Regions from separate parts of the Homo sapiens genome. Here region 2 is linked to region 1. Evidence: read pairs that join two places in POLR2A ChIA-PET (ENCODE). Cell type or tissue: Caco-2. All regions are shown on one strand. Links, peaks and the distances in the headings refer to the core of each region. The heading gives the core; the rest is flanking DNA.

Region 1 (6,155 bases), core at 1,101-5,100:
TGGTGAGACTCATAAACTGTGGGGGTTTTTTTTAAATATATTTAATTTTAATTATTTTACATTTAAAAACTGAAGCAATAATTGGATTATTTGTAACTCAGAGGATAAATGTTTGTGGGATGGATACCCCATTCCCCAGGACGTGCTGATTTCACACTGCATGCCTGTATCCAAACATCTCATGGACCCCACAGGTACATACACCTACTACAGACCTGCAGAAAAATTCATTAAATTTAATTTTTAAAAACTGAAGCCATGTGGGCCAGGCGCAGTGGCCCACGCCTGTGATCCCAACACTTTGGGAGGCCAAGGCAGGCAGATCACTAGGTCAGGAGTTCGAGACCAGCCTGACCAACATAGTGAAACCCTGTCTCTACTAAAAACACAAAAATTAGCTGGGCGTGGTGGTGTGCACCTGTAATCCCAGCTACTCAGGAGGCTGAGGCAGGAGAATCGCTTGAACCCGGGAGGTGGAGGTTGTAGTGAGCCAAGATTGTGCCACTGCACTCCAGCCTAAGCGACAGAGTGATACTCCTTCTCAAAAAAAAAAAATTAAAAATACTGAAGCCATGTGAAATAGCCTCTTGTTCAACACAACTTTATTGTCTAGGTAGGACATTCAACATGTAGTGTCTGAAGTAAGAGGTGCTCTCAATGTAAGTACCAGGTTTTTAAGACTAGTACATACAAAAGAATGCAAAATATCCCAATAATTTTGATTATGTGCTGTTTCAATATTTTGGATGGATTGGGTTAAATAAAATGTGATTAAAATTCATTTCACCAGTTTCTTTTTACCTTTTTAATGTGGCTACTCAAAAATTGTAAATTATCTCTGTGGTTCGCATGACAAATGCTGCCCAACTTACGATGGGGTTACGTTCCAGCAAACCCATCCACTGAATCAAACGCATTGAATCCACCTGAACATCATAGCGCAGCCTGGCCCACCCTATGTGTGCCCAGATCACTGCCATTAGCCTACAATTGGGCAAAATCATCTAACACAAAGCCTGCTTTATAATAAGATGTTTACTATTTCATGGAATTTACTGATGTTCTACTGAACGCATATGGCTTTCACACCATTGTGAAGTCAAGAGATCCTTAAGCTGCATCCTAAGTTGGGAGCCATCTGTCTACAGCTGACCCTTAAACAACACGGGTTTCAACCTATAGGCAGGTTTTCTTCCACCTCTACCACCCCTGAGGCACAAAGACCAACCTCTCCTCCCACTCCTCCTCCTCCTTCCTACCCCTCCTCCTCTGACTTAGCCTCTTTGATGTAAGATGACAAGGATGGAAACCTTTATGATGATCCACTTCCACTTACTGAATAGTAAATATATTTCTCTTCTTTATGATTTTCTTAATAACATGTTCTTACTTTATTGTAAGAACACAGCATGTAATACATGTAACATACAAAATATCTGTCCATCAACTGTTGATGTTATCAGTGAGGCTTCTGGTCAACAGTCGACTATTCGTAGTTCAGTTTTGGAGGAGTCGAAAGTTACATGCAGGTTTTCACTGCATGGGGGAGGGGGTCGCAACCCTAACACGTGCATTGTTCAAGGGGAAACTGCGTGTCTGTTGGGCCCCAGTGTTTTGGGGCCTTTGCTGATTTGCTCCTTTTGAACTCGCCAGTAAAGGTGGTAATAAACGTAGCAGAACCCTCGCCGGCCCTCCCGAGCACCAGTCTGGGAGCTAAGCTTACATTCTCCAGCTGCCCTCAATGCCCCCGCATTCCGACAAGATAGGATCCATTGATCCCTATCCGGGCCCAGAGAGATGGAGTAACTTGCCCAGGTCACACAGCAAGGCCTTGGGGGACCTCATATCTACAGGCCTGAGGTGGAGGCCCTGGGAGGGCGCCTGGTCTCCTCTCCTCCCTCCAGCTCCTCAGCCACATTCTGCCCTGGATTTTCTCGGGGATTGGGGGCCTTTCTCAGTTCCTAAAACCAACAGTGAATCCAACCCCAGGAGCGCCTCCTCTGGCCGCTGTCTACTGGAACCAGGGGAGGAGAGAAGTGAGACCAGAGACTGCAGACCTTGAAGGCTAGAACAGGGAAGGGGGAAGTGGGCCAGCGGGGAGGGTCGTGGCGGGGGCACCCAGGGGTACAAAGGTACTTAGCCCCTGCAAGGGCCAGGAGGGAGGGCAGGGGGAAGTAGGAGGACCCCACCCGTCGCCCACTCAGCAAAGGACTCTTGGGCACCTGGCGCGCACTCACCACCATGCTCAGTGTTGGGTGCAGTGGTGGGTGGGGCCTCAACCTCACAGAGCTGGCATTCGGCGGCAGGGACAGGTGCTGACCACCCTAATGGTCAAGCGGAATGCTTGCAGGGTGCAAGGTCACAAAGTTCTGGGTTCAAACTCTAGCTGGGCCCCACTATGTGACCCTGGGCTACCGTGGGCTGCAGCCCGCTGGCGTGAGGAGAGACCTCAAAGGTGCAGGGAACTCTGGGGCTTCCCCCACCACGGGTAGAGGAGATTCAGAGGTCTCCGCAGAGCGCACAGAAAAGCCAGCTCTGCCCCAGCCCCCTCCCCGCCCTCACACCCAGCCTGAGCACTTCCTTCACTCCCTGGATCAAGGCTGCATGCAAGATGTCACCGGCTCACTGGCTCTGCAACCTACGTCTCTGCAAACCACTGATGCCGCCCACTCCCGCCTCTCACAGGGAGCTGACTCGATTTGCCCGAGGTCCCTGAGCTGGCAGGAACAGATCAGAGTGTTCTGGCTCCCCTCCCCCCGCCCCCCCGCCATGGGTCTAGCAGATTAAAAGAAAACTTCCCCAGGAAGGCTGCAGAGACACACCCAGCCCTGTTTCTGAGATCACAGGCGAGGAGCCCAGAGGCAGGGACAGAATGACAAATGCTTCTTAGGGGACCCAAATGCCTCCCGTTCTGGGTACAGAGTGCTGCCCTATTATCCACCAATGCAGAGAGCACTGCTGCAGGGCGAGGGCTCCGGAATGTTTGCAGGACGCATAGCAGAGCTGTGAGTCAGCCGAGGCAGGGAGGAGGCCGCACAGCAGGGCGGGCAGGTGGGGAGCCGGGCGTGAGGTCAAACCCTCCATGCAGAACTAGGGTAAACAATGGCCCAGGACCAGCCCTTGGGCGGCATTCTCCATGGCCCAGCCCAGGTAACATCGGAACTGTGCCCAAGAGGAGGAAAGGCACTCGCCAGGAGGGAAGCCATTTGCCCTGGGTCCTGCCGGGATTTGGGGCCAAGATTCTGGACTCCCAGCACAGTGCTCTCTCTTGGCCAAGCGCTGCCTGGGCATGGCTGTCCCTGGATATAAATGAAACCTTGTAGATTTGAAGAGTATTCTAGCCGCCCCGGAAGGCTGGCTGCTCAGAGGTGCTGTCTCACGATGGGATCATATACGCAGACATGGGGCCCTACCTCAAACTGGCCGTGCGACCTGGGGCAAGCCACTTATGGGTCTGAGTCCCAGATGCCCCACCTGGAAAAGGGACAGGAATTCCTACCACCCCAGGCACATGTACAGTTCCAATGAGATAAGAACCGAAGCACCCGCTGTGTGCCAGGCACTGGGTAGGGGCTTTTCACGTGGTATCTGTTGTCTGTGCTGTACCCTCTCCACGTTAGGGAGGCAGAAACTGGCATGTGGAGAGGCCAGCTTGCCGTCGGCCACACTCTGAGGATGTGGCAAGGCCAGAATCTGCAGGTTCATGCCCTCTGCAGTGCAGTGCCTCCAGCAGGCTCCCAGAGGGCATGGGACCCTCCGCCCCAACCCGCCTGTGAGCCCCTCAGAGCCTGGGAAGACACGTGCGGGTGCAGCTGCAGGGAGGGCAGGGCTGATCCAAAGGCTCCTTGGGGTGGGGAAGGATGGCTGAGCCGGGATCCACTTTCCACATGGGTCCTGAGCACACTGCTCTTCACTCCAAGTTCTCGGCCACTTGGGATCACGCTCTTCTTTAATTCTCCAAGCAATGCCTCCCACTGCCCTCGGAGCAGTACACTCCACCAGGGGCCTCCCCAGAGTCCCTGGGGATCGGGCTGAGACAGATGGGCAGGGGCTTGACTCCCTCCGAGCTGCCCTCCGCCAGCTGCCTCCACTCCTGTTCTCAGGCCCACCTTGCCCCCTGCCCCTCACTGGGCACCCCAGGGTCATGGTGGGGGCAGGCGGTCCCAAAGGCCTAGGCTCTGGATGACTTGCATTGAATAACGTTCCACTGCTCCCAGGACCCCCGTGCAGGGTAGCACTGTCTCCCTCTCTCCAGCACCTCTGCCTGGCTCCCACGGCCCTCCCCCCCGACCAAAACCACCAATTCCGAGCCTCAATGATACAGAGTGGTCCAGCCAACCTTTCACCAGCTACCCAAAAATCCCAGGGGAGGTAGTCAGCTGGGCTTGATGACAGCCACCCCAGCCCTGGGGGAGCCACTCCCAGGCAGGACACCTCCTGCCTCTCAGGTCATACCCCTTCCTAGATGCCCACATCTGTATGATGGGGATGAGAAAATCTTCTCTTTATGGAAGAAAATCTACAGAGAGCCCTGAGCAGGAGCCTGGCATGGATATAACACGCACCCAACAGCTGCTGCCACTTCCTTCCCTGGGAGGGCCTTCTGCAGCTCGGCGCCCTCAGCCTGTGCGTGGCTTTGCCCCCTGCACATTTGGTAAGTGAAGCTCAAGGCTGAGACCAAAGGCACACAGGGGCGTGTGCATGCTTGAGTCTTATGGGTACGTGCTGTGTGCCTGTGTGCATGCATGCCCAGGCAGGTACGTGTGTGTGGGTGTGCAGAAACATGTACGTGTGTGCATGCATGCCCAGGCAGGTACGTGTGTGTGGGTGTGCAGAAACATGTATCTGTGTGTGTTGTGTGCAGAAGCATGTACATGTGTGTTGGTGTGCAGAAGCATGTATGTGTGTGTGCATGTTTGTATAGATGTGTTGTGCCTGTGTGTGCATGTGGGCAAGTATATGTGTGGCTCACATAAGAAAGTTCCTTAAATTATAACACCTTGGAGTATGTCACACTTATTGCTGCCATGATTATAGCAGTGGTCACTTTTGGGTGCCTGGTGAGTGCCCAGCTAAGCACTTGCCCGGTGAGGGTCCCAGCCAGGATTGAATTCCAGCCTTCGTGACTGCAGACGGGCACCCCCCACCTGCACCTGGCATGTCAGGGACCTAGCACACAGGAGCGTGTGACCACCTGACCCAAGAGCTCTGCAGCAAAGGGCCCAAGCCCATTTGCTGGATCCTGAGCCGCTATTGCGGCTGGACTCTCACACGTGACCTGTGCACCCGACCTGTTTGCCACATGGCACCAGGCCCTTTCTGACCGCACCCCCCTCTCGTCCCAGCCAGCAGGCATCAGCAGGACCCTGGGAAAGCAACAGTGATGTAGTCAGGGCCACCTCCTCATCTCCTGCTCCATGCTAAAGAGAGAGCCAGACCAAGACTGGAGGTCTCTAGGAGGGACAAATAGAGCCACCAAGTCCTCGCAGAGGAGCAGCCCCTGCATGCTGCTGTGAGCGTGGGGTACCCCACCTCCTCACACCAGCCCCACCAGCAGGAGGTCGACGGCCACGTTCTACAGGTGAGGAAACTGAAGCGCAATGTGGACCCTGCCTGAGGTTACCCAGCTAACATGCTGCAGCCGCGGTGCGAAGCCAGCCGTGGCTTCCATTCAGACATGCTACTCCAAGGAGACCCCCAGACCTCCCCAGCAAGGCTGCCCTCTCTCCCCACCCTGCTTCCCCAGGGGGCTGAGTCTCTGATCCCATGAGAATGCAAGCCACAAGGATAGGACTTGGTCTGTTCTGTCCCCTGCGGTGCCCCAGCACTGTGAGGTGTGCTTGGCTCATGGAAGGTGTTCAGAAAGTGCTGAATGAATGGATGAGTGTGTGAGTGAATGAATGAATGGGCTGCTTCAGTCTCGGCTCAGAGTCAGGGTCCTGAGGTCATTTGCGGGTTGGAATCTTCATTCCACATTGGGTCGCACAGCCTTATGCAAAAGTCACTTTACCCCTTGGCTACTCCACCCGTAAAATAGTGACAGAGCTACTACAGGGGCTGGTGGTGGGATTACAGGGGTGAGGCCAGTGCTGGGCACAGTGGTACTGGCTGCCACTCTCCCCATCTGGATCTCAGGCCTTCAAAGCCAGTTTGTC
Region 2 (4,885 bases), core at 885-4,884, 550 kb before region 1:
TCGATATTCAGTGTGATGGAGTAAGAATTGTCAGGCCTTTTAAAATCACAGTGCCGGATGGGCGCGGTGACTCACACCTGTAATCCCAGCACTTTGGGAGTCTGAGGTGGGTGGATCGCCTTGAGGTCAGGAGTTGGAGACCAGCCTGACCAACATGGTGAAACCCTGTCTCTACTAAAAATACTGAATTAGCTGGGCATGGTGGTGCATGCCTGTAATCCCAGCCACTTGGGAGGCTGAGGTATGAGACTCGCTTGAACCTGGGAGGCAGAGGTTGTGGTAAGCCGGGACCGTGCCATTGCACTGCAGCCTGGGCGACAGGATGAAACTCCATCTCCAAAAAATAAACAAAAAAAATCACAGTGCCTTTGCATGGGAGTTAATGGACTAGATGGACTGTTGCTGGAGAAATATTCTTAGTACAGAACCAAGAGTGCATTTTGCTGTAGGTAGATACAATTAAATTATGCATGCTGGATAAAAGAAAACAAGTCCCTGGTCTCCTTAGTTTACTTGGGAGTGTCATGGTGCTGGCTCATGTACTAAGCCAAAGAATGGGTGCCCTCTGTCATGTGAACATATTCCATTTATGTTTACGTTGAAATTTCATTAACTTTATGATTTTTTTTTTTCTCTTCTTGCCCTTTGTCCTAGATTGGCCCTTACAGATAAGTGGCCCTTAGTGGCAAAGTCTGAGTTGAGGCAGTTATGACTATATTGGATGTTCGATGCTGTGAAACAGATCACCACAAAATTCATGGGCTTAACACAGCAAATATGGATGATCTCACATGTTTCTGAGGGTTGGGAACTCAGGAGCAGCTTTGCTGGGTGGTCCTGGCTCAGGGTGTCAGCCAGAGCCGTGTCACCTGAAGGCTTGACTGGGCTTGGAGGATCTGCCTCCAAGGTGGTGCTGTCACCTGACTGTGGGCATGGACGTCTCCATGGGGCTGCTTGTGTGTCCTCGTGACATTCAAGAGCGAGTGGTCCAAGAGAGCTGGTGAGGCAAGTGACACTGGCTTTTATCCCTAGACTCAGGAGCTTTGTGCTGTTCCTCCACATTCTGTTGGTTACGAAAGCCACCCTGGTGGAGTGTCGAGGGACCTGCACAGGGCATGGGTACCAGGAGATGAGGACTGGGGCATCTGGGAGGCTGGCTGCCCCACCGATGACCTAATTTCCTAATTTCCATTGCCTAATGCTCAACAGGTGCTTCCAGAACAATAGTGTGAGAAGCACCGCTGCCTTCTGCCCCCACCTTTTGTTTTGAGATCTTGGTAATGAAAGTGTAGCTAGTTGCTTATTAATTTCACTCTTAAATATTTTTCACATTCACAGATCGGGTGCTACCAAGGTTTTGCTTTTGCATGGAAATGTCTACTGCACAGTTGCACCACTGAGAAGGACAGGTAAAGGTGGAGATGTCTTTCTTTCTCAGCGTAGGAACCAGGAGTTCTAGTTCCATGGGTTACCAGCATGCCCTTGAGTAATCAATCTGTCTGTTCCTCATCTGTAAAATGGAGAAAATTATCAGTGTCAAGCTTGAGTGTTGTTAGGAGATTTAACGGAAATACTAAATAGAAAGTGCCAGGCACATTTTAGGTGTTTGGTGAACACTGGCTGTTGTTGCTTCTCAAGAGTTCTATGCTCCTGCCTTTTACCTGGAGTCATTAGTGCACCATGTGGCTTTTAGATACCCTACCAATAAAATAATGTTGACATTGATTGTATTTTCTCATTCACCTTTCCCCTGAGCTTCTAATAAACAAATTATAACAGTTTTGTATCACTTGGGCTCAGAGATGAGGACACCAGTGTCATCAGTTTTTTAATGTAGCCAACTAAGTCTGTTAACAAGAAAATGCCTTTAAATGTGTTTAACTCCTTTCTGGAACTTGTCAACACTCAGTAAGTGTTAGCTGTCATTTGAATTGTTTTTAGCCTTTAAAAACTCTTCTCGGCCGGGCGCAGTGGCTCACTCCTATAATCCCAGCACTTTGGGAGGCCGAGGCGGGCAGATCACGAGATCAAGAGTTCGAGACCAGCCTGGCCAATATGGTGAAACCCTGTCTCTACTAAAAATACAAAAATTAGCCGGGCGTGGTGCCATGTGTCTGTAGTGCCAGCTACTCGGGAGGCTGAGGTTGAAGAATTGCCTGAACCCAGGAGGCAGAGGTTGCAGTGAGCTGAGATAATGCCACTGCGCTCCAGCCTGGGCGACAGAGCAAAACTCCTTCTCAAAAACAAACAAACAAACAAAAACTCTTCTTCCTGCATTGTACTTACTGAAGCCCCATGTGACCCTGCTTTATCTATCTTCATTCTGAAGCTGGAAATGAACCCTTGAGATGGTTTGGATACTCTGCTGTTCATGGGCAGCAGCAAGCGCGGGACCTGAGCTGGTGCTCTGCGTCATTCTGACACCTGGTGGCCTTGCCTAGCGTGGGAGGGGCACAAGGAGAGTGGGTAACTCTCTCCCTGACTACGTGACTTGTGCTTTTATTTGAAATATCTTGAATTTCTAGAAATACCTTGAATATCTTGAATATTCAAATGTTTAAGAATGAGGATGCTTGCAACTGATACGGGTAGTTCTTTCTGCTCCGTTTGTACCAGCAGTTGGGAGTCGATGGGATTCTGGGTTAGCAGAGGGGCACTTGAGGACATTTTCCTCCTGGTTCTCAGGCAGCGGCCGGCAGCTGGGGATCCCAGGGGAATCGCTGTTGGCAGCCTGTGCTACCACTAGGTGGCAGTCAAAGCTGAGCCTGGCTCTCAACTCCAGGCCACAAAAGGATGTGTGTTCTTGGAGTTCTCCGCCTGTCTCCCTTCTCCCACAGCGGCAGAATCTGCCGGCTCCTGGAGAAGTGCTCCGCTGTGTGCCAGTGGTCCCATCCCAGGAGGTTGCCAGCCCTTACCCCAGAGCAGGGGTTTGCTGACGTCTGAAAGCAGCACACTCAGTCTAGCTAACAGAGAAGAACCGCTTTGGTTGACGAGGGGCTGGTGGAAGCCCTGCCAGACCCCCCTCGCAGCCGCCCTCATCCCATCCAGTAGTACCCAGAGGTCTCTTTGGAACCTAAGGCTTTATTGTAGAGCAGTGGTTCATGGATGTTTAGATCTTACATGTCAGGTTTTTTTTTTTGTTTTTTGTTTTTTTTTAAATGGTGAAGGGCTGATATTGCATGTTTTACCTGTAAATTTTTCCAAATAAGGATGTTAAGAGAAAAACACCTGCCACCGCATTGTCATTCAGCAAAATGCTGGGCATTGTAACACCAAAGAAACCACGGAGAGCGGCATCTCAGGCCAAAAGATGGTGCTTTCCGTTGAGTAACTAGCTTTCCGGTAAACTGCGTGACACTTCTGTCCCCGGCTTCAGCAGTCTGGTGAAACCCTCCTGCAGACCAGCGCGCACCGGGGCTGAGCACGGGGGCTCTGGCACCATCACTTTTCTTTCATTAGCCCTGAGCTGCTCACACCTGCCTGACGTGTGCCGCCTCTGATGGTGCGCCCGGCTGGGTGTGTCTGAGCAGCATCGCTGACCAGAAAAGTAACCGCTTGCCAAGTGGAAAGTGCGTGGTCCTCTGCATCGGGTTAGCATACAGCCACCTCCCACGTTTTGGCATCTCCCTTTGGTTTCCCTGGAAACCAGGTGCTTTGTTGCTAAAACTGACTTGCTTTGACCTTTCACAGTTTTGTATTTTCTCAGAGAGGTAGCCATGGTTAGCTCTTGTAAACTGGATGCTGCTGGCAAACTTGCTCTTCTCTGTATCCAGGAGCACCAGCTGTTTGCAAGTACACAGGAGGTCTTGGTTGCTTTGAATTGCTGTTGATTCATCCTAACTGTCAGTTCTTTAAAATGCCCGTTAATCGAGTATCTTGCCTACTCTGGCCACTCACATGGTCCAATGCGGCATAGAGGCAGCATGCTTCTCAGGACCACCTGTGGTTCATTGAAAAGACCTGGCCCCACGAGATGTACACATGTGTGGATTATTTTTAAACCCCTGCAGGTGAGAGCCCTGATCTCTAGGATCCAGAGGAAACCAAGAGACCAAGAGACTAACATTTATTGAGCACCTACTCTGTGCTGGAGTCCAAGCTTCATGTCAATTTTTTTTTTTTTTTTTTTTGAGACGGATTCTCACTCTGTCCCCTAGGCTGGAGTGCAGTGGCACAATCTTAGCTCACTGCAACCTCCACCTCCCAGGTTCCAGCAATTCTCCTGTCTCAGCCTCCCGAGTAGCTGGGACTACAGGCACACACTATCACGCCCATCTAATTTTTGTATTTTTAGTGGAGACAGGGTTTCACCATATTGGTCAGGCTGGTCTCGAACTCCTGACCTCAGGTGATCCACCCTCCTCGGCCTCCCAAAGTGCTGGGATTACAGGCGTGAGCCACCGAGCCCGGCCCATGTCAGTTATTTAATCCTCTTGAAAGTCTGTGAGGTTGCTGTTACTCTCCCCATTAAAAAAAAAAAAACAAAACAGAAATTAATTTCTCACCATCTGGAGGCTGGGATGCCCCCCATTTTACAGATGAGGCCAGCAGGGTTGAAAGCAGGTAGAGAGGTGTTGGGGAGATGTCATGCCCAGGGCTGCTGTCTCCTGAGTGCACAGCCTTTCTGCAGAACCTCCTTGCCTCCCCAGCAAAGCTGTTTCCTCCCTGGGGAGGGGACAGTACTGATTTCCGCCTTTGGAGGGAGGGGTTTGCTGGTTTACCTGCAGCTGAACTTTGGAAGGCTTTGAGCACAAAGAATCCAGATCCTGGAAAATCCCCAGACCCAGAGCAGGCCTGCTCGTGCCCAGCCCCAGTCCCTCTTGCCCAGTTCTGTCTGTTTCTGCATGTGTGACCTCGAGAGTCAGCAGGGCTTCTGGCTGCCTCA

Evidence for each region. Peaks named below come from ENCODE experiments on the same cell type or tissue, not always from the same donor. Only the 100,000 strongest peaks of a DNase experiment are listed, where the experiment ranks them.
Region 2: POLR2A ChIA-PET joins it to region 1 with 5 read pairs; 3 of 35 experiments call an interaction of 5 or more read pairs at or near these places.

What each region holds. Positions count from the first base shown.
Region 1 is chr11:69,119,760-69,125,914 of GRCh38, reverse strand. No RefSeq gene overlaps it. Among named protein-coding and RNA genes, the nearest start is that of SMIM38, 33 kb to the left of the region's middle. RefSeq lists enhancers at 2,305-3,120, 2,840-3,134, 4,892-5,520 and a silencer at 2,840-3,134. In Caco-2, for the core only: no CTCF peak of the experiment used is centred there; DNase peaks (open chromatin) are centred at 1,636, 2,984 and 3,714; H3K4me3 peaks cover 604 bases.
Region 2 is chr11:69,668,273-69,673,157 of GRCh38, reverse strand. LTO1 (LTO1 maturation factor of ABCE1) reads left to right here. Exons shown (of 5, transcript NM_153451.3): 3 at 1,339-1,409. Among named protein-coding and RNA genes, the nearest start is that of LTO1, 4.6 kb to the left of the region's middle. In Caco-2, for the core only: a CTCF peak has its summit at 2,740 (motif pointing right); DNase peaks (open chromatin) are centred at 2,747 and 4,717.